Linked DNA regions of Homo sapiens: all the other regions are linked to region 4. Evidence: chromatin contacts called from ENCODE Hi-C data. All regions are on one chromosome and are shown on one strand. Each heading gives the region's core, a stretch centred on a gene start or an enhancer-like site at or near the end of the contact. The rest is flanking DNA. Distances are from core to core; before and after follow the strand shown. Region 1 holds the start of ZNF284 (zinc finger protein 284). Region 2 holds the start of ZNF45-AS1 (ZNF45 antisense RNA 1). Region 3 holds the start of ZNF222 (zinc finger protein 222). Region 4 holds the start of ZNF420 (zinc finger protein 420). Region 5 holds the start of ZNF283 (zinc finger protein 283). Region 6 holds the start of ZNF234 (zinc finger protein 234). Region 7 holds the start of ZNF224 (zinc finger protein 224).

Region 1 (3,571 bases), core at 413-2,912, 7.0 Mb before region 4:
ATCCCAGCACTTTGGGAGGCCGAGGCTGGTGGATCATGAGGTCAGGAGATCAAGACCATCCTGGCTAACACGGTGAAACCTCATCTCTACTAAAACTACAAAAAAATTAGCCGGGCGTGGTGGCGGGCGCCTGTGGTCCCAGCTACTCACACAGGAGGCTGAGGCAGGAGAATGGCGTGAACCTGGGAGGCGGAGTTAGCAGTGAGCCGAGATCGTGCCACTGCACTCCAGCCTGGGCAACACAGTGAGACTCTGTCTCAAAAAAAAAAAAAAAATGCACTCGAAGTTTAACAGTTACTATCTTTACATGCTGGATTCATGGGTAATTATAAACTTGTACTACTCGTATTTCTCCAATTTCTGAACGCTCCACAATCATACCGCTGCATAACAAGTGAAATATTTGTAATAAATGAAATAGTTCTAATGAATGAAATAGTTGATAAACTCCCAGAACAGTCCAAGCCCATAAGCCTTGCTCTCAAGGCTCCCTTCAATCAAGTCCTAGCTTGCTTTCCCCACTAGATTCCAGCTAGTTCCTCTGCCTCAATGAGAATGTATCCAAAAGATTATCAACTAAGGCTCTGACCTGTAACGCCCAGGTTTCAACCGCAGCTCCACCTCTTACTGCTTAGGTGACTATTCTCAGATAACTCCTGCTCCTTTGTATCTCACTCATCTTTAAAACTGAAAAAAGTAGTACCTCTCCACAGAGCCACGGTGTGGCGAAAATGTGACTACTTGTATAAAGCTCTTGGGATAAAGTTACCAATTGAGGCTTAATTATTATCAACACCCATGCCTGAGGACACATCCTACACTCTTGGTCGGGGTGAGCATCTCTGTAAAAGAAAAAAAGCCAAGGACCACTCTCGTGGAACTTTGCCCTCAGTAGCCAAGAAGTCCCTCCCTGCAGCTCTTTTTGAGAATCAGGCTGGGGAAGGAGAAAGCTGTGAAACACCCTGACCGCATTGCCGTCCGGCATAAAAGTTAAATGTTCCTCTCCCTTCGTGGAAATGGAAACAACCCTCGCCTTCCTAAAAAGAGGTCAGAAGCGTCCGGGATCACCCAGCGTCCTGCAGGAATCAGAGACAAGGGCGGGGATCCCTGCAGATGGAGCTCTGACCCCACCCGGGGACCTGACAGGCTTCGTGGGAAATAAACACTAAGAAGAGACCACCAGTCACTAAGGGAGGGGCTGCTTTAAGGCTTTCATTTGTGTTACCTCTTCCAGTTCCCAAAACGATTTCATTAGGATGGTCCTAAAGTCCCCATTTTAAAGAACAGCAGTGGGAGGTACAGGGAGATTAATAACATCCCAACCCTAAATTGTGAGAAAGTAGCCTCACAGGTGGGATGGAGGGAGGCGGACTGAGCGAGCTGAGAGCCCCAAAAACCCTCAAACCAGGCGAGACGCGTCCCGACCAAGTCCCAACCCCCAGCCTCATGCCCGGGGACGCGAGGACAGCCCCAAGACCAAGAAGGCTCCGCTGACAAGAACGAAAAGAGAGGCCGTTGTCCCTCCAAACCTCCGTTTTCCAACGAGACTCCTTCTCCCCTTAGTCAACTTCCAGGTGGTTGCGAGCCAGCATCGTAAGGGGACACGTTTAGAAGGACCGACAAGACACAGGACTGACACCAAACTACCACCGAATGCACTGCAGCAACCTCGCCCCCCGGGAGCGGAAGTGCCCCTACCCCGCGCAGCGTGTGAACTACATTTCCCAGAATTCCCCGGATACGCCGTCCTGAGCCTACTTGCTCGTCATTCAACAGATCTCCTGCGCTACACTTCCTTGAATCTCAAAGGAGACGTTCTATAGTATCACCTTCCGGCGGGAAGCGTGGGACTCCGCGGTGCTCTTTGACTACACTTCCTGCAATGCCCACGAGGAATGAATCCCATAGACCCAAGCGCCTGGTTTGGAATATGGACTGTGGCCCTGAGAGTGGTCCTTCCCTCTCCCTGCGTCCTCGAGAGAAAATATTGAATAGACAGGAATTCCTGAAGTCTACACGCCTCCCATGATGACAGGAGTGTTACTGAAAGAGAACAAAGCAAGGAGATACAATCTTCAAGGAGTTAGCGGGGAGTGACTGTGGAGCGGTCAGGAGATGGCTGAAAGGCTAATATACTAGACGCTAATAGTATGAGGCTAAATCTAAGAGCTTAAATAATGGGCCAGGAAAAATGGTTTGGGAGAGGCATTGAGTGGGGCACCAGCCCCTGGTACAACCAGACACTGTTGTACCACTGGTTTGGCAAGAAAAACAACCACAGTTTAAGTGTTTAAGAGGGCTGTAAGAGTTAAAGAGAAAAAAAAAAAAAACACGAAAAGCGGCTCAACAGTCAAAGACAGGTTCGTTTTGGAGAATAAACCGAGAGGGCCTTCTGGCCGATTGCAGTCAGGAGCGCTCTCTCTTACGGACTAAGAGTATGTATTGGCTTTAGGGAGAGAGAGCTTACCACAGGCTTAGAATGTTTCTGTATTGGGGAGAAGTCTGTTGTGGGGTTGGAATATCTCTGGTTGGAGGGGAAGTTATCTTGGGACTGACATCTCTCCAATGGAAGGGAGGTTATCTCGGTGCTGGCATGTCTCTGGTCAGGGAGGGGTTTATCTTATGGTTGGAATGTTTCTGATTGGAGATGTCATTTGTGGTTTATGGTCATGCTGACCTTAGCCATTAGGCTGATGCCCTTTGGATTTAGGCAGTTTTTGATCAACGCGAACTTTAAAATGGCAGTGTTTGTCCAAGATGGCGATGCTCCTGCCCTGTCAAGGGCCAATATGGAGGGCCAATTGCCCTCCTGGAAAAGCTATCTTCCCACTTTTAAAGTTTTCATATTAATATTCTTTAGACGTGGAAATGCCACATTTAAGAGAAATTAAACTGCTTAGTATTGTGAAAGGAAAATATCTTGGGCCCCCAAAATCACTAAGGAAATCTCAAGCTGGAAATCGCTTAGGGCAAACCTGCCTCCCATTCTATTCAAAGTCACTCCTCTATCTGTCCTTGCTATCACGAGAACAGCATGGGAAAGACCCACTCCCATGATTCAATTACCTCCTACTAGGTCCCTTTCATGATATGTGGGAATTATGGGAGCTATAATTCAAGATGAGATTTGGGTGGAGACACAGCCAAACCGTATCAGTATGTGTAGATTTCTTATTTTCCATTATTACTTAAAAGAAAGCACGTTTCTAACTCTTCTATGGTCATGTAACAACATATCCTAGAAATCACTTCATGTACAGTACATTCTTTTTAGTGCTGCGTAAACTAGAAAATCCAGAAATAAATTTCTACACCTACAGTGAGCTCATTTTCAACAAAGGTGCTAAGTATATATATTGGGAAAAGGACAGTCTCTTCAATAAATGGTGCTAGAAAAACATGATATCCACATATAGAAGAATGAAACTTCAACCCTGTTGTTCACCATATACAAAAATAAAATCGAAATGGATTAAAGACTTAAATCTAAAACCTCGAACTATGAAACTACTACAAGAAAACATTGGGGAAATGTTCCAGGACATTGGTCTGGGCAAAGATTTCTTGAGTA
Region 2 (3,898 bases), core at 1,169-3,668, 6.8 Mb before region 4:
GTTAGAACTGAACATTTTTGGTTTTCTGATCTGAGGCTCTGGATCATACCTAACAAAGTACCACCGACTGGGCAGCTTAAACAACACCAATTAATTTCCTTACAGTTCTGAAGGGTAGAAGTCTGATATCAAGGTGTCAGCAGTATTGTTTCTTGTGAGGTCTCTCTCTTTGGCTTGTAGATGGCCATGTTCTTCTGGTAAACGTGCTACCTTCACACACCCTTTGTGTATCTGTGTCCTGATCTCCTCTTCTTATAAGGATACCAGTCATACTGGATTAGGGCCCACACCAAAGACCTCATTTAACCTTAATTACCTCTTTAAAGACCTTATCTCCAAATACAGTCCACATGTTGAGGTACTGAGAGTTAGGACTTCAACATATGAACTCAGGGAGTGGAGTACACAATTCAGTTTATATCACCTGTTCTCCTCTGACATCACTGTGGTAGGGGAAGTGGATCCTGCCTCATTATTATTAGGTGGTGACAGAAATCCAGATTTCCCACTCAGCCTCCATTGATACCCACAGGGGGGCTCCTCATTACTAGTGGCAGGGGTGGGAGTTCCGGTTTCCCACTAGACCTCCACTGATACCTTTCTAATTTGGAGGGAAAGGAGTGCCTTATTACTGCACTCCATGTGGCTTCTACTGTTAGCACTGGGTTGAGGGGTGGGGAGGAAAGTCCTAACTCTCCAGGCAAGAGTGGAAGCATGGGTCTTTGCTGGCATGCTGGGGATAGTGCTGAAGGTTTTTCCTGTGGTGTTTTGACTAGAGCATGGCAGTAATTGTCTAAAAGTTTTCCTTCTTGCTAGGCTGCCCTCTTCCTTGTCTTTTGGCTAAAGACAGCAGGCTTTTGCTGGGACTTTTTTGTCTGTGCCCATTGGTGTATTGGGACTGCTAGCTTCTTTGGCTTTAAGTCTGGCACAAAGGAGGCACAAAGAAAATCAAGGGAACTCAGCACCAGTCTACCTTTTCTCTACCACTCAGTGTTCTTTTTCTCTTTTTTTATAACTAATGCCCAGGGTTTTTATTGTACTTAGCTGGACAAATAGAAAAAAGTACATCTATTCCATCTTCCTGGAGGTCCCTTCTCAATTTTCTTTTTCTTTTTTTGTAGGGGGAGACAGAATCTCACACTTTCTCCCAGGCTGGAGTGCAGTGGCACGATCTCGGCTCACTGCAACCTCCACCTCCTGGATTCAAGCGATTCTCCTGCCTCGGCCTCCCAAGTAGCTGGGACTACAGGCACGGGCCCCCACACCTGGCTAATTTTTGTATTTTTACTAGAGACGGGGTTTTGCCATGTTGGCCAGGCTGGTCTCGACCTCCTGACCTCAAGTGATCCACCCACCTCAGCCCCCCAAAGTGCTGGGATTACAGGCATGAGCCACCACGCCCAGCCTTTTCACAATGTTTAAAATACCAATTTTCCTGAAAAGTACCCATATATTGAGTGCAATTCCAATAAAAATGGCAATGCCACAAACATCCCCATTCATGTATTTTGGTGAATATGTATACACTTACATTTGGGTTAAAGGTAAGAATGGAACTGCTAGGTTATAGCAAATGCATATATTCAAATTCAATAGATCTTGCCAAATAGTTTTCCCAAGTGATTATATCAATTTATACACTCGCCAGTAGACTACGATATTAAGTTTCTTTGACCTTAAAATTCATTTTCTTATTTTGAAAGAAAACATTTCTGTGGGCTCTCGGTACTTTGCCCATTCAGCCTAATGGATAAGTAGGCCATAGTAGTATTTACCTTGGACAAATCAGCCAGACTCGTATTTTAAGTGAGAGAATGGCAATTGGGCATGAGAAATTTCAGAGTGGGAGTAGGAGTGAAGGGAGAGGGCTTAAAAAATTTACATAATCTCAAAATCTGAAACAAACCATTTCATGTCCAAAGTAACACACTTAGAAACAAACCATAATCCGGAATACAACCCCATCCATGTTCTCACACAATGAATTTCACAATGTCACAGAGTGAAAACACAAAACGCACAGGCATTCTTTCTCTAAAACCAATGCACACTTAACGCCTTCTGTGCTCCTGGAGCTACTATAGGTGCTGGCGCTACCTGGGAGCGCGAAAAACAAAAGCCCCTGTCCTCAGCTCGCACCTAGAATACCAACCGTGGACCATACGCTGGAGCTCGCCAACTTCTCCTCTCACACGCAGGTTTGAGGCTTTGAGGTCTGCATGCCCGTGCTCTGCCTTCTCCAGCCGAGACTCAAGATTCCACTCGCCTCCTCTAAACACGCAGGACGACCTGAAATCATAGCCCTTAATAGAGCAAGTCAACCAACGGTACAGATGGTCAAGCTCTTGCTCATGTGCCCTCCGAGCATAGGCTACAGAATGGCGGGCGCCGTGGACATGGTTATTCCGGGTGGACTACATTTCCCAGAAGTCACCGCGCTAGGGTCACCCTCGAGCTCTAGATCTTTTTCCGGTGTCCGAGCTGCTGTAGCCCCTACGTGGTGAGTAGATCGTCTCCACAGAAATCAGCGGAGGCTTCCACAGTCCCTGGTTGGAATGGAACCGGCGGTGAGGATGAGAGGCGCTGAAGACCAGAAGACCCAGGGCGTGAACGGGGCGTGTCATCCCTGGAGTTTCAGTAGAATTTCAGGCCTGTCTGCTTGAGCAGCAGAGGAGGAGTTTCTGTGTGCCTGTGAGAGACTGTGTGTGTGTGTGTGTGTGTGTGTGTGTGTGAGATGAATGAACAGGGTTGTGTACGTGTGTGTGCGTTAGACAAATGAACAGTGTTGTGTACCTGTGTGAATTGTCACTGTGACTCCAGGCTCTAGGCTCTGCAGATTCCTCAGCCCTATCGCCTCACAGACACTTGGGATGTGCAGCAGGTAAAAGAGAGAAGCCAGATTCATGGAGGCGTGAAGGATCCCAGCAAGAAAACACAGACTTGATCTTGAGACGAGATTTTTGAAATTGGTTGCGGCCTCAAGGCAGGCTCTGAGAAGACTCGATAAAGAGTTCTCAGGAATAGGCATCCCTCCTGGATATTTCCCCCTTGGAAGCGCCGAGGAGCCAGCTCTATGTTTGTAACCATAGCATTTCTAAAGCTCCAGCCCCAGGAACCTGCTGTGAATTAGAGACAGATTCCACCCTAGGCATCACTGATCTTGGCCTCTCTTGTATTGGGAAGGTCAACACTGTTCCAGTTTCTCTCCTACTCCCATCTGGTTGTGCTCGGTGAAGTAGGTGAGCAGGTATGATCATTGAGGGTATTTTCTAAGTTACTGTGCTATCCAAGAAACCCCAGCTGTCTCATGATTGCCTTCTCTTTTCCAGTGCTACCCTTCTGTTAAAAAAAAAAAAAAAAAAAAGATCCTGAAAGAGGAAAGAATTTTTGCTACACATCTGAAAGCTAAAGTCCAGGTGAGTTTATATTTCCTCATTACTTGTAAGATGCTCTTTAATTTTAAAGACATGAGACCCTTTCTTCTCTTTGGAAATGTCCTGCCTAACAGTGACGTATCTGTGAATATGCCATTACAGCCTCCTTTCAAGGCCCTTAAGCCCTTCTCTTCATAATTTATTTAACCTTTTGCCTACTGCGAGCTATTATGTTTCTAATTGTTGACTAAAAACTAGTCTATAATGAACACCATTTTGCAGAGATCTTTGCTTCCTTTTATAGCCATTCCCTGAGGATAAACCCTAGTTTCAAAATTTGAGTCAAATATCAGATATTTACCATGTGCTTGTACTTGTTAGGATACAATGACAAAAAGATATAGTTGCTATCCTCAAATGACTTGGTATCCAGTAAGGAAAATGAAATCGGAATAGGGATAAGAAAGATAGTTGATGTGAAAGGCCACTAGAGAAATTCAGATGACCTGTCTTGGGAGTTCACA
Region 3 (3,650 bases), core at 444-2,943, 6.9 Mb before region 4:
GCTCCTCCTCAGTGAAGATCACAGCCACATCCTTGAAGGTCACTGCCTCCTACAACATCAAGCAGATGTCACCTCAATCTTACGGCCAAAGACTATTGGGAGACAGCAGCATTGCACTGGCACAAGGGACAAGTGTAAAGTTGTTTTGGATCTTGAGAGACATAGGTCAGCTTATAGATTTCCTACTTATTCTGTTTGTGTCCTGACAATGACTGATTAGGCAATAGGGGTTTGGAATGGAGACTGCACACACCAGTCAACAGGGTGTGTCCTGAATAAATAGTGGGTAAAGGACATTTACTGAGATGCTATCTCTAACTCCACTTCAGGAAAGCTTGCTGCAGAGTTAGAGTGATATAGTCCAAATGCTCTGTTTGAGTCGCGGGCCCTTTGACGAAAATGAGACTGAGGCAGGAGAATCACTTGAACCCGAGAGGCGGAGGTTACAGTGAGCCAAGATTGCACCACTGCACTCCAGCCTAAGCAACAAGAGCGAAACTCTGTAAAAAAAAAAATATATATATATATAGAGAGAGAGAGAGAAAGAAAATAGTAGATAAGGTTAAAAAAATTAAAAAGCAAAAAGCAAACAAACAAAAACTCCTATAGAAGTCCAAGCCCCTGAGCCTTGCCTCAAGGTGCCTTCAATCAAGTCCTAACTTACGTTCTCCACCTGTTCCCAGCTAGTACCTCTGCCTCAATGAGAATTGCATTCAAGAGATGATCAACTCAGGCTCTAACCTGGACTGCCTAGGTTTCAACTCCTGCTCCACCTGTGTCTCACGCCCATCTTTAAAATGAAAAAAGCAGCACCTCTCCACAGTGCCACTGTGAAGATCATGTATTTTGGGGTATAAAGTACTTGGAATAAAGTTACCAATTAAGGCTTAATCATTATCGACACCCATGCCCGAGGGACAAATCCTACACACTCTCGGTTGAGGTAAGCATCTCTGTCAAAGAAAAAAAGCCAAGGATCACTCACGTAGAGCTTTGCCATCAGTAGCCAAGAAGTCCCTTCCTGCAGCTCTTTTAGAAAGGTCGGGCTGGGGAAAAAGAAAGCTGTGAAACACCCTGACCGTTTTGCCGTCCCCCATAAAAGTTAAATGCTCCCCTCACTTTCCTAAAAAGAGGTCAGAAGGCGTCAGGGATCATCCAGCGTCCTGCAGGGATCAGGCAGAAGGGCCGGCGCCCCTGCAGCTGGAGCTCTGACCCCACCAGAGGACCTGACAGGCTTCGTGGGAAATTAACAAGAGACCACCAGACACCGAGTGACAGGGACTGCTTTTAAGGCTCTCATTTGTGTTACCTCTTTCAGGTCCCAAAATGAATCCATTAGGATGGTCCGAAAAGTCCCGTTACAAAACAAACAAACAAACGAACCAGCAATGGAAGATAAACGGACATTAAGTGACACTCCACACCACACTGAAAGGGGCTGCACACGTAGGGAGGAGGGAGGCGGACTAAGCGAGGTCAAAGTAGGGCACACCGGGCCGCGCCAATCCCACTCCCTGAGACCCTAGCAGAGCCCCCCGACGCCAGAAGGCTCAGCTGACTGGAACGGCAATCCCCGCCCGCGCCCCTCCAAACCTCTGCTCTCCGCCCAGGCTTCTTTTCTCCTGAATCGATCATTGGGTGGTTGCGAGCCCCAAGGAAAGGAGACTCGTTCGGAAGGACTCGCAAGATGTGGAAATGACTCAAACTACTGTGGTAAATGAAATAGCAACGTCACAGTTGGGGACCGGAAGTGCTCGAGCCTCCACAGAGCGTGTGGACTCCACTTCCCAGAATTCCCCGGACTCGCCCGTGTGAGACAAAGGGCCCGCGACTCAAACAGAGCATTTGGACTATATCACTCTAACTCTGCAGCAAGCTTTCCTGAAGTGGAGTTGGAGATAGCATTTCAGTAAATGTCCTTTACCCACTGCTTATTCGGGACACACCCTGTTGACTGGTGCGTGCAGTCTCCATTCCAAACCACTATTGCCATTCCTATCGCTTCCATAAAGCCTAAGAAATCAAATATTTTCTTTCTCTGCCTTCATCTAGCTAGAAATTTTCATGGGACACAATTTTGGGAAGTGAGACATTAGGAGAAGTGAGCTGTCCTCTCCTGACAAGAAATGTGCTTGGCAGGCTGTGAGTACACGAGGAGTTGAAAGAGTAAAAAGGTGATCGTCTCAGTGGACTGTAGGTATTGGCGAGGTTCTAATATTACTGATGCTAGCATGCTGGTGGGACCAAGGTGGAAATACAAGTCAAAGTTGTTGGAGAGTAGTGCTGCAAATTATTATGGAGGAATATTTGCTAGAAAATGACGAGGTCTAAAATATGACCATGGGAGAGAGTGTCCCTTGATATTTCACATGAATCTCAGGTGGATTTTTTCATTTCTGAGAAAAATGTTACTGTGATTAAGGATTGCATTGAATCTATAGATATAGGTATTGACAGCCTTGCAATATCAAGTCGCCCAATCCATTAATAATGGATATATCTCCATTTATTTGCGCCTTCTTTAATTTTTTTTTTTTTTTTTTTGAGACAGAGTCTCACTCTGTCGCCCAAGCTGGAGTGCAGTGGCACAATCTTGGCTCACTGCAACCTCCGCCTCCTGAGTTCAAGCGATTCTCCTGCCTCAGCCTCCCAAGTAGCTGGGATTACAGGCACGTACCACCATACCTGGCCAATTTTTGTATTTTTAGTGAAGACAGGGGTTTCACCAGGTTGGCCAGGCTGATCTCGAACTCCTGGCCTCAAGTTATTCGCCTGCCTGGGCCTCACAAAGTGCTGGGATTACAGGCATAAGCCACCATGCCTGGGGTGCCTTCTTTAATTTTCTTTAGTAAGATGTTGCAAAATTCAGTGTCCAAGTGTTTCTTGTCATTGGTTAAGACAGTTCCTAAGTAATTTATTTATTTAATGCTATTGCAAAGGGAACTATTTTCCTTTTCAGATTAATTGTTTTTGTATAGAAATACAACTGCTTCTTCTATGTAGATATTTTTCCTGCAACTTTCTGACTTTACTAGCTCTAAGAGTTTTTTTTTCTTGTGAATTCTTTAGAATTTTTATATATAAGAACATGTCATTAGCATATAGACAATTTTACCTCTGTTTCCAATTTTAATAGCTTTATTTTCTTTTTCTATCTAATTGTTCTGCATAGAACTTCCAATACTACATTGACTAAATGTGGGAAAAGTGGAGAAAACTCATTGTGTTCCTGATATTAGAAGAAAAGCTTTCAGTCCTTCACCATTGAGTATGACAATCAGCTCTGAGAATTTCCATATATAGCCTTTATTTTGCTGGGGTAGTTTATTCTCCTTCTAGTTATTTGGTATTTCAATCATGAAAAGGTGCTAGGTGCTGAATTTTGTGAAACTGAATGTTCTGCATTCACTGACATGATGTGATTTATACCTTCCACTCTGCTCATGTGGAGTATTACATTGATATTTGTATGTTGAACCATAATTATATTCGCCTTCCAGGAATAAAACAGTTCGGTCACTAAGTGTAATCCTTTTAATATGCTGCTGGATCTTGCTGGTATTTTGCTGGTGAATTCTTGCATCAGTATTCATAAGGGATATTGGTGTATAATTTTATTGAATTGTCTTTTTCTGGTTTGGCATCAGGGT
Region 4 (3,576 bases), core at 249-2,748:
CCTCCGCCTCCCGGGTTCAAGCAATTCTCCTGCCTCAGCCTCCTAAGTAGCTGGGATTACAGGCATGCGCCACCACGCCCAGCTAATTTTGTATTTTTAGTAGAGGTCATGGTGAAACCATGACCTCAGGTAATCCACCCGCCTCTGCCTCCCAAAGCGCTGGGATTACAGATGTGAGCCACCGCGCACAGCATCCAGTGGCTGTCTTGAAGGTATTATCAGCCCTAAAATTCTCATCCTAAGACCAGGTCTGTAACTTGCAAATAACTCCTATTCATCACTCAGGTGTCCAAATGTCTGACTTCCTTACTTCTTGCCACTTCCCTGCACCCAATCCCCTTAAGGCTATAAGGCAAGAGGACGCAGGGAAGAAGTCGTGAACTCGTAAGTAACTACATTTCCCAAGGTGAACCGAGGATGGATACAGAAATGAAGCAATACAGGCCATGGATGAAAGGGCAGCCACTGTGGTCAAATCAAAAAGTCCTTAAGTCCTCAGAGCCACATGGGAGGAGCACAGAGCCACATGGGACTCACAATCCATAGGCAGACCTCAGCCCCAAATGAACCCCAGAAATACCAAAAAGAAATTTACTTCTGTACTGGACTAAACCCCCATAAGGTCACAGAATATACAAATGGCCACATAAAGTCACACATAATCACATTTCCACAGTTACACAGCTAGAGGCACAATCACCCAATTATGCTACATTGTTAGACCACCTTGTCTCAAACAAAATCCCATTAAGTACAAGGCATATAATTACATCCAAGCACCTTGTCAGAGACACATACCGCCAAAAACACCCTTTCAAAGCTGCAATTTTAGTCTCTTTACACAGTCATGAAAACAGCACACACAACCCCACAGTCACACACAATCAGACAGTCACCCAACCCAGTACGAAATCAGGGAAACACGCGGTAATAAACACCGTGTCACAGCAACACTGTCACACACCTTAAATTTACTGGCAAATCCATCCCACGATATCAGGTTTACACACAACCTCAAAGTGACACAAGAACATCCAAACACTCTTGTCACAACTGTCACACACTTCATAGTCACAGGCAAACCCCAATTATACACGCGGCACACATAAAATCACAGTCACATAAGTATATCCCAGCCAGGTAAGCAAACAGTCACAAACACCCTCAGAGTCACAACTCACACTCATACAAATGCTCATACACAAAACCACAGCCACACACGTCCAGTCGTGTATGCACAGGCAGTCGCCAATACCAGGCAGGCTGTAGCCTGCACACAAAACCGGAGACACGGCCACACGAGTAACCCCAGCGACGCTTTCTCCGCGCGTGTCCGCTCCGGCATCCCGGACACTCCTACCTTGACAGAGGTGCAGTTCAGGGTCCAAGATCTGGCTCCCGGGTTCCAAGCCCAATTTCGGGTTCGCCAGCCCAGCAGGTGCGGAGCCAAGCTCCTCCACAGACGCGGCCCTCTCCCCACGCGAGGCCTCCAAATCTCGCAAACTAACGGAAATGAAGCTACGCTCCGGGAGCGGTGCCTCTGGGAAATGTAGTCCAGCGCTCCGGACGCCGTGCCTCTGGGAAATGTAGTCCAGCGCTTGGCTAGCCGGCCAGAACGCCAGGAGGCCCGGGCCGCTCACCCCTCGAGGGGCTCGTGGGCTCGGCCTGTGGAACCTGCTTGTCCCGCCTGCAGCGCCCCGGAGGTTTCTGGGAGTGCCCGCCCGCCCGCGCTCAGTGCGCAGGCGTCAGACGCTCAGGGCCTGCGAGAGCGAGCTGAGTGGTCCCAGGGTCTACCCCTGGCAGGAGAGAGGGTGGGACCCGCCGGCCAGGCAGGTGCGGGGGAGGAGCTGGGGCCGGTGCGGGGACCCGCCGGAACCTCGGATTTGCAGAGGACCCTGTGTGTGCCCTCCCAGGCCCTTGGGGTGTGTGTGACAATGGGAGATGCCAGGTGGACTGAGAGTCTTTCCGTGGCCGGGTGTGTATGGTTGTGTTTCTGCCTGTGTGTGATTCTTCCTGCTGTGGGGTGTGAGGTGATTTGTACTTTAAGCTGCGTAGTAATGGGATTTTATAACTGTGTAGAATCGTCTAACAGAGTAAGACGATTTTACACAGATCTCTATTGTGGTTTGCTTATGAAGGGTATCTGTATGTATATCTGCTTTTTTGTGTGTGGCCGTAATTGAGTAACTGGTGATCTGTGTTATATAAACGTGCTTTCTTTGTGCTTGTATTTCAGTGTCTGTAAGGGTGCCAAGAGCAAATGAGCTGTGTGTGATCGTGTGTGACAGTGAAAATACTATGGCCAAGTTATTTCTTCCTTAAATAGTAATGTAATAATCTGGAAAAGATAATCAATTTATCTGACAAGTAATTTAGACATCATTTTTCTATTGGATCAAATATATGTGTTATCGGGAAGAATCCAAAATTAACGTAGTTTTTTCTTTGTTTTTAGAAAGATTATTTCAAAACCAGTCCTAGGGTAACTGCCTTTTCCTCTGCCACAGCAGGCCAAAAGTAGATATCCATTATTTTCTAATTAGAGGGTAAAGTTTCTCTTATTACTGGGTACGGTTGAGAGGCCATCAACTAATAAAATAATAAAACAACGTTATACATAAGAAGAGTGAATTTTAGCACAGTACAGCACTAGTCAGATTTCCCAAATTCTAGGTCAAACACTTGTCCTCATTTTCTGATGAGAAAACCTTGGCCGGCAGAAAGTAACTTAAGGCTGTAGAGTTTGTTGGTAAACCTGAACTTATTTTTACTTACTTCAAGACCTCTTGGCCTTTTATGATTTTTGAATAATCAAAAACTTGTGAACTTCCAGCACAGAGAAGATAGAGTATAATTTCACCACTCCTTCAGAGGGAAAAAAATTAATAAAACTTGGTCTTGCAAGACCATATATCAAATACATTGATCTCTTACCGGTAATGTGACTGGAATAGCAAATTTGGTGATCAGAATTCTTGAGGGAATGAACCTGTGTGTGTGATCAGGCATAGCTATGTGAAATATAGATAATTAAATTGCACTGAGTTAGAGTGGGTCAAAGTCAGGCAAGAATTATGTCCAATTCACATGCACACGTATGTTTATTGCGGCACTATTCACGATAGCAAAGACTTGGAACCAACCCAAATGTCCATCAATGATAGACTGGATTAAGAAAATGTGGCACATATACATCATGGAATACTATGCAGCCATAAAAAAGGATGAGTTCATGTCCTTTATAGGGACATGGATAAAGCTGGAAACCATCATTCTTAGCAAACTATCGCAAGGACAGAAAACCAAACACCACATGTTCTCACTCATAGGTGGGAATTGAACAATGAGAACACTTGGACACAGGGTAAGGAACATCACACACTGGGGCCTGTCAGGGAGTGGGGGTAGGGGGAGGGGTAGCATTAGGAGATATATCTAATGTAAATGATGAGTTAACAGGTGCAGCACACCAACATGGCACATGTATACATATGTAACAAACCTGCACGTTGTGCACATGTACCCTAGAACTTAAAGTATAATAAATAAATAAAAATAAAAATAAAAAAGAATTAT
Region 5 (3,844 bases), core at 1,004-3,503, 6.7 Mb before region 4:
TATAATATCTCATCTTACATCATATCAACTCCATTAGGTAGGTACTATCCTGTCCCTATTTTATAGATGTGGCACAGAGGGCCTGAATCAATTGTCTAAGCACACACAGCTACCAACAGGCAGAGCCAGGATTTGAATTCAGATACTTTGGATCCAGAGCCTTAATTTTTTTGTTGTTGCTGTTTTTTCGAGATGGAGTCTCTCTCTGTCACCCAGGCTGGAGTGCAGTGGTGCAATCTTGGCTCACTGCAACCTCCACCGCCCGGGTTCACGCCATTCTCCTGCCTCAGCCTCCCGAGTAGCTGGGACTACAGGCGCCTACCACTACGCCCAGCTAATTTTTTGTATTTTTAGTGGAGACGGGGTTTCACCGTGTTAGCCAGGATGTTCTCGATCTCCTGACTTCATGATCCACCTCCCTCAGCCTCCCAAAGTGCTGGGATTACAGGCGTGAGCCACTGTGCCCGACCCCAGGGCCTTATTTTTAACTACAACATAGTACGGCTTCTTACATGCCACAGAAAGCTGGACTTCAAACAAGTCATGCTTGGAAATGTTACAGATTTCTATCTAAAGATTATCTGAAAGTCCCCACTCTTGTTGGTGCAAATTACAAATCCCTATGTTCAAAGCTCAATCATATTTCCACCCCTAAAAGCCTCACAAAGCAGACAACATTGTCATTTACTGCCAGAAACATTCCCTTACTTAAAATCCCTTATACCTTGCCTTTCTTTAAGCATCATGACTATGGGCCAGGCATGGTGGCTCACACCTGCAGTCCCAGCACTTTGGGACGCCAAGGCCAGAGGAACACCTGAGCCCAGGACTTCAAGGTTGCACTGAGCTATGACTATACTACTGCACTCAGCCTGGGCAACAGAGTGAGACCTTGTCTCTAAAAAAAGTTAAAAAAAAATTTTAATTATGACTACAGAAAAGATAAAAAATAATGTTTATATAACACCACCTAATTACTAATCTCTTCAAATAATCATAGTATAAAATAATGCTCTAATAGCAATCTACAAGAGGTGCCTTTCTATAACTCTTCAGTGCATCATAATGCACTGAAGTATTTGAACAATTTGCCATATGAACAGGTGGGTAAGAATTGTGGAGAAGAACAATAGGGGGCCACTGGGAGGAAATATGTACCAGCATGGCGGGTCATGTAACTGGGAAAACCCAGTCAAGATATTTCAGGCCAAGGAAAGAAAATGTTCTCATGACCTAGAAGCAAAGGTAATTGTATGTGTATGTATTTAAAAAGTATGTATAAAAAACCTCACCTGAACCTTGATTTCTAAACATGCAAAAATCCTTTTCTCCTCTTCAAACTCCTTCTTAGAAATCTGGCAACCTGGCAGCACTGGGGGAAAAAACAGTAACATGAGACATCAGCATTTCTAGCGCGTCACAGACTTAATTAAAAAAGAAAAAGAAGAGCAAAACACCCTCTGGGGCCACTTCTGCCTTCATCCACACAAAACCAAACGGAATGAAAAGGGAGGCTAGAGTCTGTCTCTGTGTTGAGGGCAATTCTTGGGGACAGAGGTCTGCTTGCAATGGCTCTGAAACATGTAGCTCACCACCAAAGAGCTCCTAGAGGCCCCTCTTCTAGGAATCCCACCTCTAGAACTTCCCCATCAGGTCTTGACAAGATCCTGTCCCGCGGACACTTCCAGATCTAAAATTCTCATCCTTCTTGCTTGAAACGTTCATTATGGGGCTTAGCATAGACTTCTTTCTTGCGGTCATTTAATTGTGGCAGGCCCGAAGACAGGCTAAAGGGAACCTAGAGCATTTGGTCAAAGCAAATCACATTTACAAATACGGCCACGCACCCTGTCAGCCCGTCACACATTCACAACTGCACCCACCTCCGTGGGGACACGCCCCGTCCCTGCCACGCCGTCTGAGACACACTGTCCCTCGGCTGCTCGCGTGCACACAGGCTTGAGGATCCGGACACGACACGCTCTGTCCGTGACCCAGCCCTCCCCACCTCCAGCACCCCCGATGCCACCCCCACCCTCACTGCCGGTTCCAGTCGGGCCCCAGTAAAGCCAGCCGAGCCCTCCCAGCTTCACCCGGGCTGATTACTTCTACAGACACGACCAACTCACCATGCAGAGTCCAAGAACCTTAAGGACACCGGAAAAGGACCCAGAGACCTGTGGTTAGTTTGGACCCAGAGGCTGATGGGAAACAAGAGCCTGGAAATGCTCGCAGGCTGGGAGAGGAGCTTCTGGCAGGCAAGCTCGCCCCGCCCCTAAAAGGCCTGTGCCCCGGAGACTTCTGGGAAATGTAGTCCACAGCGGCAGAGTCTCCGGAAGTTGAAACCTGGACAGCAGGGATGCTCCCAGCATGCAACTTGGCTTCACCTGTCAAAGGCGCTTTTTTCGAAGACGCCCGGGAGCTCTTGCTTTTGCTTGAGGGTCTTTGGTGTTGACTGAGAGCGAATTAAAAGGTTCTCAGCTTTCGCTAAGGAACGCATTCTGGAGTCTAGAACAGGCGAAGATGGGACTGGGGTGTCTGGGGACTTAGACGTGAGCGAGCAAGGGAATCCGGGGTAAGTTCGCTGGAAATGACCTGCGCGACACTACCAGTTTACCTGGGTATGAGCGCCTGGAACAGTGTCTGGCAATTGAACAGATGGGTGTGTCTTGCTGTGAGGGAGTTTCTTAGTTCGATTCGGTGTCTGGGACCCTGCGTGGACCTGTTTATGTTCATGGGATGTTTTCTAAATTTATGCCTGTGTGAGTCTGTTTTATTAGGTGTGAGATGAACTGTGTTACAGATTTTATATGCCGCTGTTGAAAGACAACAATAAGTGGTAGTGAGTGGATATTGTGACCGTGGAGACTTATGGCAGTGCAAAGGCGGCCATAAACAATGCACAAGCAATCCAGCATGGCTGTGTTCCAATAAAACTTGATGGATTATAAAATTTGAATCTCATTTTTTATAGAGTATGAAACCATTTATTCTGAAGCACACACTCATACTCCAAAAACAATACTATATATTCCCTCTCTCTCTCTCCTGTGTGTTTGCGTGTGTGTGTGTGTGGGTGTGTGAGAGAGAGAAAGGTTTTAAAGGAGACAACTAACTGATTCTGAGGTTAGGGCAAAAAGATTGGGGCTGTGGTTGGTGTGGTAAGAACCTTTGGATATAAATACTTTTTTAAAAAAGAATTGTCTAAAAATATTAAAGCGAAATTTTATATTAAAACTAACAGAAAGAAAAGGAAGTTACTTTTTAGGGGCTCTTTCTGGTCACTGATATCACCTCTCTCATCCTCTGCCATCTCTCACCTCCTGGTCTCTCTTGCTTATCAAGAGAAGACTAGAGCTCTTGGATCCCAGCTTTTCCCCTGCCTCAGCTGAGGCCACTACCCTGGTTGACTCCCATGGTGACATGGATGCCTCATCCAGTATCGTGGGTCTGAGTCCTCATCTGCAGGGTCCTTGAGCTTTCCTCGGCACCCATCCCCGTTTCCCATCTGGGACTTCATTATCATCAGCATCTGCTCCACCTCCAAAACCACTGGTGGAAGCAGCCTCCTCTCTTCCCATGTTACTTGCTCAATGACTCCCACAAGTACTACTCTGAATATTTTGGGGGTCTGATTTTTTTTTAATTTTTTATTTCCATAGGTTTTTGGGAAACAGGTGGTGTTTGGTTACATGAGTAACTTCTTCAGTGGTGATTTGTGAGATTTTGGTGCACCCATCACCTGAACAGTGTACATGGCACCCAATTTTTAGTCTTTTATCCCTCACCCCCTTTCCACCCTTTCCCCCAAGTCCCCAAAGTCCACTGTGTCATTCTTAGGCCT
Region 6 (3,730 bases), core at 1,037-3,536, 7.1 Mb before region 4:
TTAATTTTATTTTATTTTAATTTATTTGAGACAGAGTTTTGCTCTTGTTGCCCAGGCTGGAGAGCAGTGGTGCAATCTTGGCTCACTGCAACCTTCTCCTCCTGGGTTCAAGCGATTCTCATGCCTCAGCCACCAGAGTAGCTGGGATTACAGGCGCGCACTACCACATGTGGCTAATTTTTGTATCTTTAGTAGAGACGGGTTTTCTTTTTTTTTTTTTTTTCTTTTTCTGAGACAGAGTCTTGCGCTGTTGCCCAGGCTGGGGTGCAATGGCGCAATCTCGGCTCACTGCAAGCTCCGCCTCCCGGGTTAACACCATTCTCTTGCCTCAGCCTCCCAAGTAGCTGGGACTACAGGTGCCCGCCAACACGCCCGGCTAATTTTTTGTATTTTTAGTAGAGACGGGGTTTCACCATGTTAGCCAGGATGGTCTTGATCTCCTGACCTCGTGATCCGCCCGCCTCGGCCTCCCAAAGTGCTGGGATTACAGGCGTGAGCCACCGCGCCCGGCCAGAGACGAGTTTTTGTCATGCTGGCCAGGCGGGTCTCAAACTCCTGGCCTCAAGTGATCCACAGGCCTTGGCCTCCCAAAGTGCTGGGATTACTCGGGCTGTGACCCTGAGTGCCTCAGTTCCATAACTCAGGACTCAGGCATGACCCACCATGCCCTGCCCTCTTATACTATTTTTGCAACTTTTCTATAGACTTAAAATTATATAATTACTGTGTTAAAGTTTTTTTAAAAAATCAGGAAATAGTCATAGGAGAAATAATAATGAGAAGAATAAGAATGAGCATGATAGAATATGGCAGGTCACTAGTTTATTATCTCTTTATCTGGAAATTTCCATGGATAAGCAGATAAATAGAAAAACATTGAGAAATGTATAATAAAAATTTTGTAAAACATTTATAAGTAATATAAACATGGAACCACTAAAACAAAATGCATTAGAAATTTAACCATTACTATCTTTACATCCTGATTTCATAGGTAATTACAATTTTTGTATCTTCGTATTTCTGTAATTTCTGAATGCTTCACAGTGATACGGTTCTATTAGAATGTGAAATATTTGTAATAAATGAAACAAAATAGTTGACAGTTTTTAAAAACTGAGAAAACTCCAAGGCAATTAGCCTTGCTCTTAAGGTCCTTTAATCAAGTTCTAACTTACTTTCCCCACCTGAGTACAGCTAGTTCCTCTGCCTCAATGAGAATATATCCAAGAGATGATCAACTCGGGCTCTGACCCTGAATGCCTAGGTTCCAACCCAAGTTTCACCTCTTACTACTTGGATGACCAGTACCTCTCCACAGAGTCACGTTGCGGCTTAAACGTATCTAATTGTATAAATCCCCTAGAATTGAAGTTAGCAATTAAGGCTTAATTATTATAAATGCCCATGCCCTATTACACATGCTACAAAGATACAGTCTCTGTAAAAGAAAAATGACAAGTCACACTCACGTGGAGCTTTGCTTTCAGTAGCCAAGAAGTCAGTCCGCGCAGTCCTTTTTCAGGCTGGGGAAGGAGAAAGCTGTGAAACATCCTGACTGGGTCGCTGTCCCTGAGAAAAGTTAAATGCTCCCCTCCCTTCGTGGAAGTGGACGCAACCCTCGCCTGCCTAAAAAGAGGTCAGAAGGCGTCCGGGATCGTCCAGCGTCCTGCAGGGATCAGAGATAAGGGCTGAGGCCCCTGCTGCTGGAGCTCTGACCCCACCGGGGGACCTAACAGGTTTCGTGGGAAAGTAACAAGAAACCACCACTCACCAAGTGACAGGGACTGTTTGTGTTGTGTAACCTATTCCAGTTACCAAAACGATTCTACAAAGATGGTCCTAACGTCCCCATTTTAAAGAACAGCAAGGAGAGGCCCAGGGAGATTAACACGCCAACCTTGCACTGTAAAAAAGTGACTGCGCGCCTGGAGTGCAGGGAGGCGGAGTGGGCGAGCTCAGAGCCCCGGAAACCCTCAAACCAGGCGAGACGCGACCCAACCAAGTCCCAATGCCCCCCGCCTCCCGCCGCGGGACACGAGGGGAGCCCCAGCCCAAGAAGGCTCCGCTGACACAACAAAAGCCGCCGCCCTCGCCCCACCAAACCTCTGCTCTCCCACGAGGCTTCTTTTCCCATAACCGGACCACCAGGTCCCAGCGAGCCCCAATCTTAAGTCCCTGACATTAGGAGGGGCCCGCGAGTCGCGGAACTGGAAGAAACTACCGTGGAATGTGCCGTGACAATCGCCCCCTCTTCCCTGGAGCGGAAGTGCCCGCGACTCCACTGATTGGCGGGACTACATTTCCCAGAATTCCCCGGATCCCCCTGCGTGGGTCAAATGGACCACGACTCCACTGAGCGTTTGGATTACACTCAGAATGCTGAGGGAAAAACGTTCAGAATCTCACCCTTCAGGGAAAAGCGATGGGACTCCGCGGTGCTCCTTGCCTACGATTCCCGCACTGCCCATGGGGAACGAATCCTATATCGCTGAGCGCTTGGTAGGGAATGTGGACTGTGACCCTGAGAGTCGTCCTTCCCTCTGCCTGAGTCCTTGAGCGAAAATATTGAATAGACAGCAATTCCTGAAGTCTAAACGCCTCCCAGGACTACGGAGGATTATTGGAAAGAGAACAAGCGAGGAGATACAATCTTCAAGGACTAAATGGGGAATGACTTTTTAGGGGTCAGTAGATGATTGATGATTGATTACTATAAACTGATAATATGAGGCCAAAACTAAAAGTTGGAAGAGTGAGCAAGTACAATGGTTTGGGAGAGGCAATGAAGAACAAAGAAGGTGCCAGCCCCTACTCCAGACGCTGTGGTACCACTGGTTTGGCAGGAAAAACAATCATCATTTGAGAGGGCCAGTGGGGAAGCCCTGTCCTCATGGAAAAGCTATCTTCTTTCGTTTACACTTTTCATGGTATTATGTCTACTGAAGAGGTAAAAACACCAAATTTCAGAGAAGCTCTTAAATTGCCCAATACTTCAAAGCAAGTATAACTGGTGAAGCGCTTGGCATTGATGTCAGACACCCAATGCCTATGATTTATTTAATGCAGTAGCATTAAGGAGGATCCTATACGTGAAGGAACATATTTTATTTTCTTCCTTTATATTTTTTGGTTAAAATATCGTCATTATAGTTAGCAATTTGGAATCTGGCTTACATTGGTTGATACAAATAAATAATAGAATAAAGCAAAATCAGAAAAAAACCCATCTAAAATCTTTCTTCAAGATAACCAGGGGCTGGGTGCGGTGGCTCACGCCTGTAATCCCAGCACTTTGGGAAGGCCAAGGCGGGCGGACCATGAGGTCAAGAGTTCGAGACCAGCCAGGAGAACATGGTGAAAACCCATATCTACTAAGAATACAAAAATTAGCCGGGCATGGTGGTGCGTGCCTGTAATTCCAGCTACTCGGGAGACTGAGGTAGGAGAATCGCTTGAACCTGAGAGGCAGAGGTTGCAGTGAGCCGAGATCATGCCACTGCACTCCAGCCTGGGCGACAGAGCAAGACTCTGTCACGGAAAAAAAAAAAAAAAAAAAGATAACCAGATTTTTTTCTCCCCATAAACATACATTGGCCTATTGATATGGTTTAGATCTGTGTCCCCACCCAAATCTCATGTTGAAATGTAATCCCCAGTGTTGGAGTTGGGGCCTGGTGGGAGGCGATTGGATCACCGGGGAGGTTTCTAATGGTTTAGCACCATCCCT
Region 7 (3,866 bases), core at 190-2,689, 7.0 Mb before region 4:
GGCGCCCACCACCACGCCCAGCTAATTTTTGTAATTATTTTTTAGTAGAGATGCGGTTTCACCATGTTGGCCAGGCTGGTCTCGAACTCCTGACCTCGTGATCCGCCCGCCTGGACCTCCCAAAGTGCTGGGATTACAGGCGTAAGCCACCGCGCCAGGCCCATTTTGTTCTTAATAAAGAAAAATAGAATGCTGTACAATGACATGGTTCTATAAGAATACAAAATATTTGTAATGATTGAAACAAAATAGTTGACAACATTTTTAGAAACTCAGAAAATTTCAAGCCCCTAAGTCTTGCTTTCCCCACCTAAGTCCAACTAGTTCCTCTGCCTCAGTGACAACGTATCCCAAGAGAAGATCAAATCAGGCTCTGACCCAGACTGCTTAGGTTCCAACCCCAGCTCCACCTCTCACTAGTCGGGTGCCTATGCGCTCTGTGTCTCACTTTCGTTTTTAAAATAGAAAAAAGCAATACTTCTCCACAGAGCCACGGTGTGGCGTAAATTTATTTGTATAAAGCCCTTAGAATGAAGTTACTAATTAAGACTTAATTATTATCGACCCCCATGCCCGAGGACACAACCTATACACTCTCGGTTGGGGTGAGCATCTCGGTCAAAGAGCCAAGGACCACTCACGTAGAGCTTTGCCCTCAGAAGCCAAGAAGTCCCTCCCTGCAGCTCTTCTGGAAAGGTCGGGTTGGGGAACGAGAAAGCTGTGAAACACCTTGACCGCGTCGCCGTCCCCCATAAAAGTTAAATGCTCCTTTCCCTTCATGAAAGTGGACGCAACCCTCGCTCTCCTAAAAAGAGGTCAGAAGGCTTCCGGGATCATCCAGCGTCCTGCAGGGATCAGGGAGAAGGGCCGAGGCCCCTGCAGCTGGAGCTCTGACCCCACCCGGTCCTTCGTGGGAAATTAACAAGAGACCACCAGTCACCAAGTGACAGGGACTGCTTTAAGGCTCTCATTTGTGTTACCTCTTCCAGTTCCCAAAACGATTCCATTAGGATGGCCCTAAAGTCCCCATTTTAAAGAACAGTAACGGGAAACCCAAGGAGATTAACACCCCAACGTTATATCGAGAAGAAGTGGCCACGCGCGTGGGGTGCAGGGGGCGGAGTGGGCGAGCTCAGAGCCCCGGAAACCCTGAAACCAGGTGAGACGCGACCCAACCAAGTACCAATGCCCCCGGGAAGCGAGGACAGACCCAAGCCCAAGAAGGTGCCACGGACGAGAACGCAAACAGCGGCCCTTGCCCCTCCAAACCTCTACTCTCCGACGAGGCCCCTTTTCCCCTAATTCGATCACCAGTTCTTTGAGGATCCAATGCGTAGGTCCAGGAAATTCAGAAGGGCCTGCAACGCGCGGAACTGCCCCAAACTATCGCGGAAAAACTGCAGCAACCTCAGTCCCCGAGCGGAAGTGTCCGCGACTCCACCGAATGTTTGGACTCCACTTCCCAGAATTCCCCGGGACCCGCCAGCCGGAGCCAAACTGACCGCGACTCCACTGAGCGTCTGGACTACACTTCCCAGAATTCCCTGGGACCCAACTGCCGGAGCTAAACCGACCGCGATTCCACTGAGGGTCTGGACTGTACTCCTGCAGCATTACACTCAAAGGGAAGTGTTGACGACTACTGGGAAGCCCTTGACCACTCTTCCCACGGGGAACGAATCTCGTACCCCCGAGCGCCTGTTGGGAAATGTGGACTTCTACCCTGAGAGTCGTCCTTCCCTCTCCCTGGGTGCCTAAGAGAAAATACCGTATAGAAAGGAATTCCTGAAGTCTAAACCCCTCTAGTGAGGACAGGAGTGTTACTGGAAAGGGAACAAGCGAGATGATACACTCTTCAAATAAGTTTTGCCAGTGGTAAGAAATGGCATGTAGTTTTAATTTATAACTCTTGTAAAGATGGCATATTCTTGCATATTTTCAGGTGTCATTATTACATTTTTTGTAAATTGTCCAGATGTTTTGCCCACTTTCTTATTGAGTTTTTGGTTTTATCCCTCACTTTTCAAGCACTGTTCTTATATTCATGATATTAACATTTTATCTCGCAAATATTTTCTCAACAAAAACGTTTTTTTTTATTGTTTTATCTATGCAAAACATTTTAATGTATTTTATTATTTAAAACATCTCTATTGAGGTGTAATGCACAAAACGTGAAATTCACCATTTTAGGATATATGTAGTACAAATAAAAAGTTAGGAAACATTTTCATCACCCCAAAAACCCCATACCCACTAAGCAGTCACTGTCTAACACTAATCTCTGTCCTATTGAATTACCTATTGTGGACATTTCATATAAATGGAATTATACATTATGGAACCTTTTGTTTCTGACACCTTTCACTTAGCATCCTGCTTCTTTTTTTTTTTTTTGAGACGGAATCTCAAAAAAAGTGCCAGGCTGGAGTGCAGTGGCACGATCTTAGCTCACTGCAACCTCCGCCTCCCGGGTTCAAGCGATTCTCCTGTCTCAGCCTCCCGAGTAGCTGGGACTACAGGCGCGTGCCACCACGCCTGGCTAATTTTTCTGTATTTTTAGTAGAGACGGGGTTTCACCGTGTTAGCCAGGATGGTCTCGATCTCTTGACCTCGTGATCCTCCCGCCTCGGCCTCCCAAAGTGCTGGGATTACAGGCGTGAGCCACCGCGCCCTGCCAGCATACTGCTTTTAAAGTTCATCCACATCACAGCATGTACCAGTACTTCATAATATTTTATGTTTCTACTACGATTTGTTTTTTTTGTTTGCTTTGTCTTGTTTTGTTTTGAGGTGGGGTTTCCCTCTTGATGCCCAGGCTGGAGTGCAATGGCACGATCTCAGCTCACTGCAACCCCCGCCTCCTGGGTTAAAACGATTCTTCTGCCTCAGCCTCCCAAGTAGCTGGCATTACAGCCATGCGCCACCACACCCAGCTAATTTTTTTGTATTTAGTAGAGACAGGGTTTCACCAGGTTAGTCAGGCTGGTCTCGAACTCCTTACCTCAGGTGATCCGCCCACCTCAGCCTCCCAAAGTGCTGGGATTACAGGCTTGCGCCACAATTTGTTTATCCATTCATTGATTGAGGGACATTTGGGTTCTTTCCACCTTTTGGCTGTAGTCAATAGTGTTGCTACAAACAGTGGTGTACAAGTATTTGTTTCATCACCTACTTTCAATTCTTTGGGGTATATACCTAGATATGAAATTTAGTGATTCATATGGTAATTCTATGTTGGGAACCACGAAACAATTTTCCACAGCAACTGCACCATTTTTACATTCCCACCTTCAGTGTGTGAGGGTAGTAATTTCTCCACATCCTCTCCAATACTTATTTTGTATATATGTATGTATAAAATATATATGTATATGTATATGTGTGTGTGTATAAATTGAAAACGGGGTCTCCCTGCGTTGTGCAGGCAGAATTGCAGTGGCTATTCACAGACAACATCTCACTACTGATCAGCATGGGAGTTCTGACCTGCTGTGTTTCCACCCTGGGCCAGTTTACCTCTCCTGAGGCAACCTGGTAGTCCTCTGCTCCTGGGAGATCACCATGTTGATGTCGACTTAGTGTGGACACCCAGTGGGCATAGCTCACTACACCTCAAAACTCCTGGGCTCAAGCGATCCTCCTACTTCAGCCTCCCAAGTAGCTGGGACTGCAGGTGCCTGCCACCACATCGGCTATTTTCTATTTTTAAAGATGATAGCTAACATAGCTGTTGTAAAATGGCATCTCATTATTGGTTTGATTTGCATTTTCCTAATGACTAATAGTTGAGCATCTTTTCACATAATTGTTGGTAACTTGTATATCTGAAATTTCTATTTGTATCTTTGCCCATTAGAAAATTG

Evidence for each region. A loop is a pair of places that touch in the nucleus more often than their neighbours do. Pooled maps may share reads with other maps.
Region 1: a loop to region 4 is called in a pooled map, with 6 times the contacts of the local background. The contact joins the promoter of ZNF284 here to the promoter of ZNF420 in region 4. A Hi-C loop is called at or near these places in 2 of 50 pooled maps.
Region 2: a pooled map shows a loop between it and region 4 (13-fold over the local background). The contact joins the promoter of ZNF45-AS1 here to the promoter of ZNF420 in region 4. A Hi-C loop is called at or near these places in 2 of 50 pooled maps.
Region 3: a pooled map shows a loop between it and region 4 (9-fold over the local background). The contact joins the promoter of ZNF222 here to the promoter of ZNF420 in region 4. A Hi-C loop is called at or near these places in 3 of 50 pooled maps.
Region 5: a pooled map shows a loop between it and region 4 (5-fold over the local background). The contact joins the promoter of ZNF283 here to the promoter of ZNF420 in region 4. A Hi-C loop is called at or near these places in 4 of 50 pooled maps.
Region 6: a loop to region 4 is called in a pooled map, with 8 times the contacts of the local background. The contact joins the promoter of ZNF234 here to the promoter of ZNF420 in region 4. A Hi-C loop is called at or near these places in 3 of 50 pooled maps.
Region 7: a loop to region 4 is called in a pooled map, with 17 times the contacts of the local background. The contact joins the promoter of ZNF224 here to the promoter of ZNF420 in region 4. A Hi-C loop is called at or near these places in 4 of 50 pooled maps.

The regions. Positions count from the first base shown.
Region 1 is chr19:44,070,250-44,073,820 of GRCh38, reverse strand. It overlaps ZNF284 (zinc finger protein 284), which reads right to left and starts at 1,662. Exons shown (of 5, transcript NM_001037813.4): 1 at 1,530-1,662.
Region 2 is chr19:43,900,386-43,904,283 of GRCh38, reverse strand. It overlaps ZNF45-AS1 (ZNF45 antisense RNA 1), which reads right to left and starts at 2,418. Exons shown (of 3, transcript NR_184050.1): 1 at 2,140-2,418. LOC100505715 (a long non-coding RNA gene) reads left to right here and starts at 2,481. Exons shown (of 3, transcript NR_038334.1): 1 at 2,481-3,247; 2 at 3,330-3,416. RefSeq lists an enhancer at 2,478-2,547.
Region 3 is chr19:44,023,422-44,027,071 of GRCh38, reverse strand. It overlaps ZNF222 (zinc finger protein 222), which reads right to left and starts at 1,693. Exons shown (of 4, transcript NM_001129996.2): 1 at 1,594-1,693; 2 at 1-49. The coding sequence starts at 1,635. It overlaps ZNF222-DT (ZNF222 divergent transcript), which reads left to right and starts at 1,790. Exons shown (of 3, transcript NR_184028.1): 1 at 1,790-1,957; 2 at 2,053-2,174; 3 at 3,173-3,650. RefSeq lists enhancers at 1,398-1,447, 1,678-1,727.
Region 4 is chr19:37,076,355-37,079,930 of GRCh38, reverse strand. It overlaps ZNF420 (zinc finger protein 420), which reads right to left and starts at 1,498. Exons shown (of 5, transcript NM_144689.5): 1 at 1,361-1,498. LOC105372390 (a long non-coding RNA gene) reads left to right here and starts at 1,734. Exons shown (of 2, transcript XR_001754095.2): 1 at 1,734-1,833. RefSeq lists an enhancer at 1,423-1,662 and a silencer at 1,753-2,042.
Region 5 is chr19:43,825,730-43,829,573 of GRCh38, reverse strand. It overlaps ZNF283 (zinc finger protein 283), which reads right to left and starts at 2,253. Exons shown (of 7, transcript NM_181845.2): 1 at 2,130-2,253; 2 at 1,293-1,372. RefSeq lists an enhancer at 2,196-2,395.
Region 6 is chr19:44,140,110-44,143,839 of GRCh38, reverse strand. It overlaps ZNF234 (zinc finger protein 234), which reads right to left and starts at 2,286. Exons shown (of 6, transcript NM_006630.3): 1 at 2,107-2,286; 2 at 1,473-1,526. RefSeq lists enhancers at 1,799-1,848, 1,514-2,104, 1,859-2,258.
Region 7 is chr19:44,091,934-44,095,799 of GRCh38, reverse strand. It overlaps ZNF224 (zinc finger protein 224), which reads right to left and starts at 1,439. Exons shown (of 6, transcript NM_001321645.3): 1 at 1,270-1,439. RefSeq lists an enhancer at 1,520-1,629.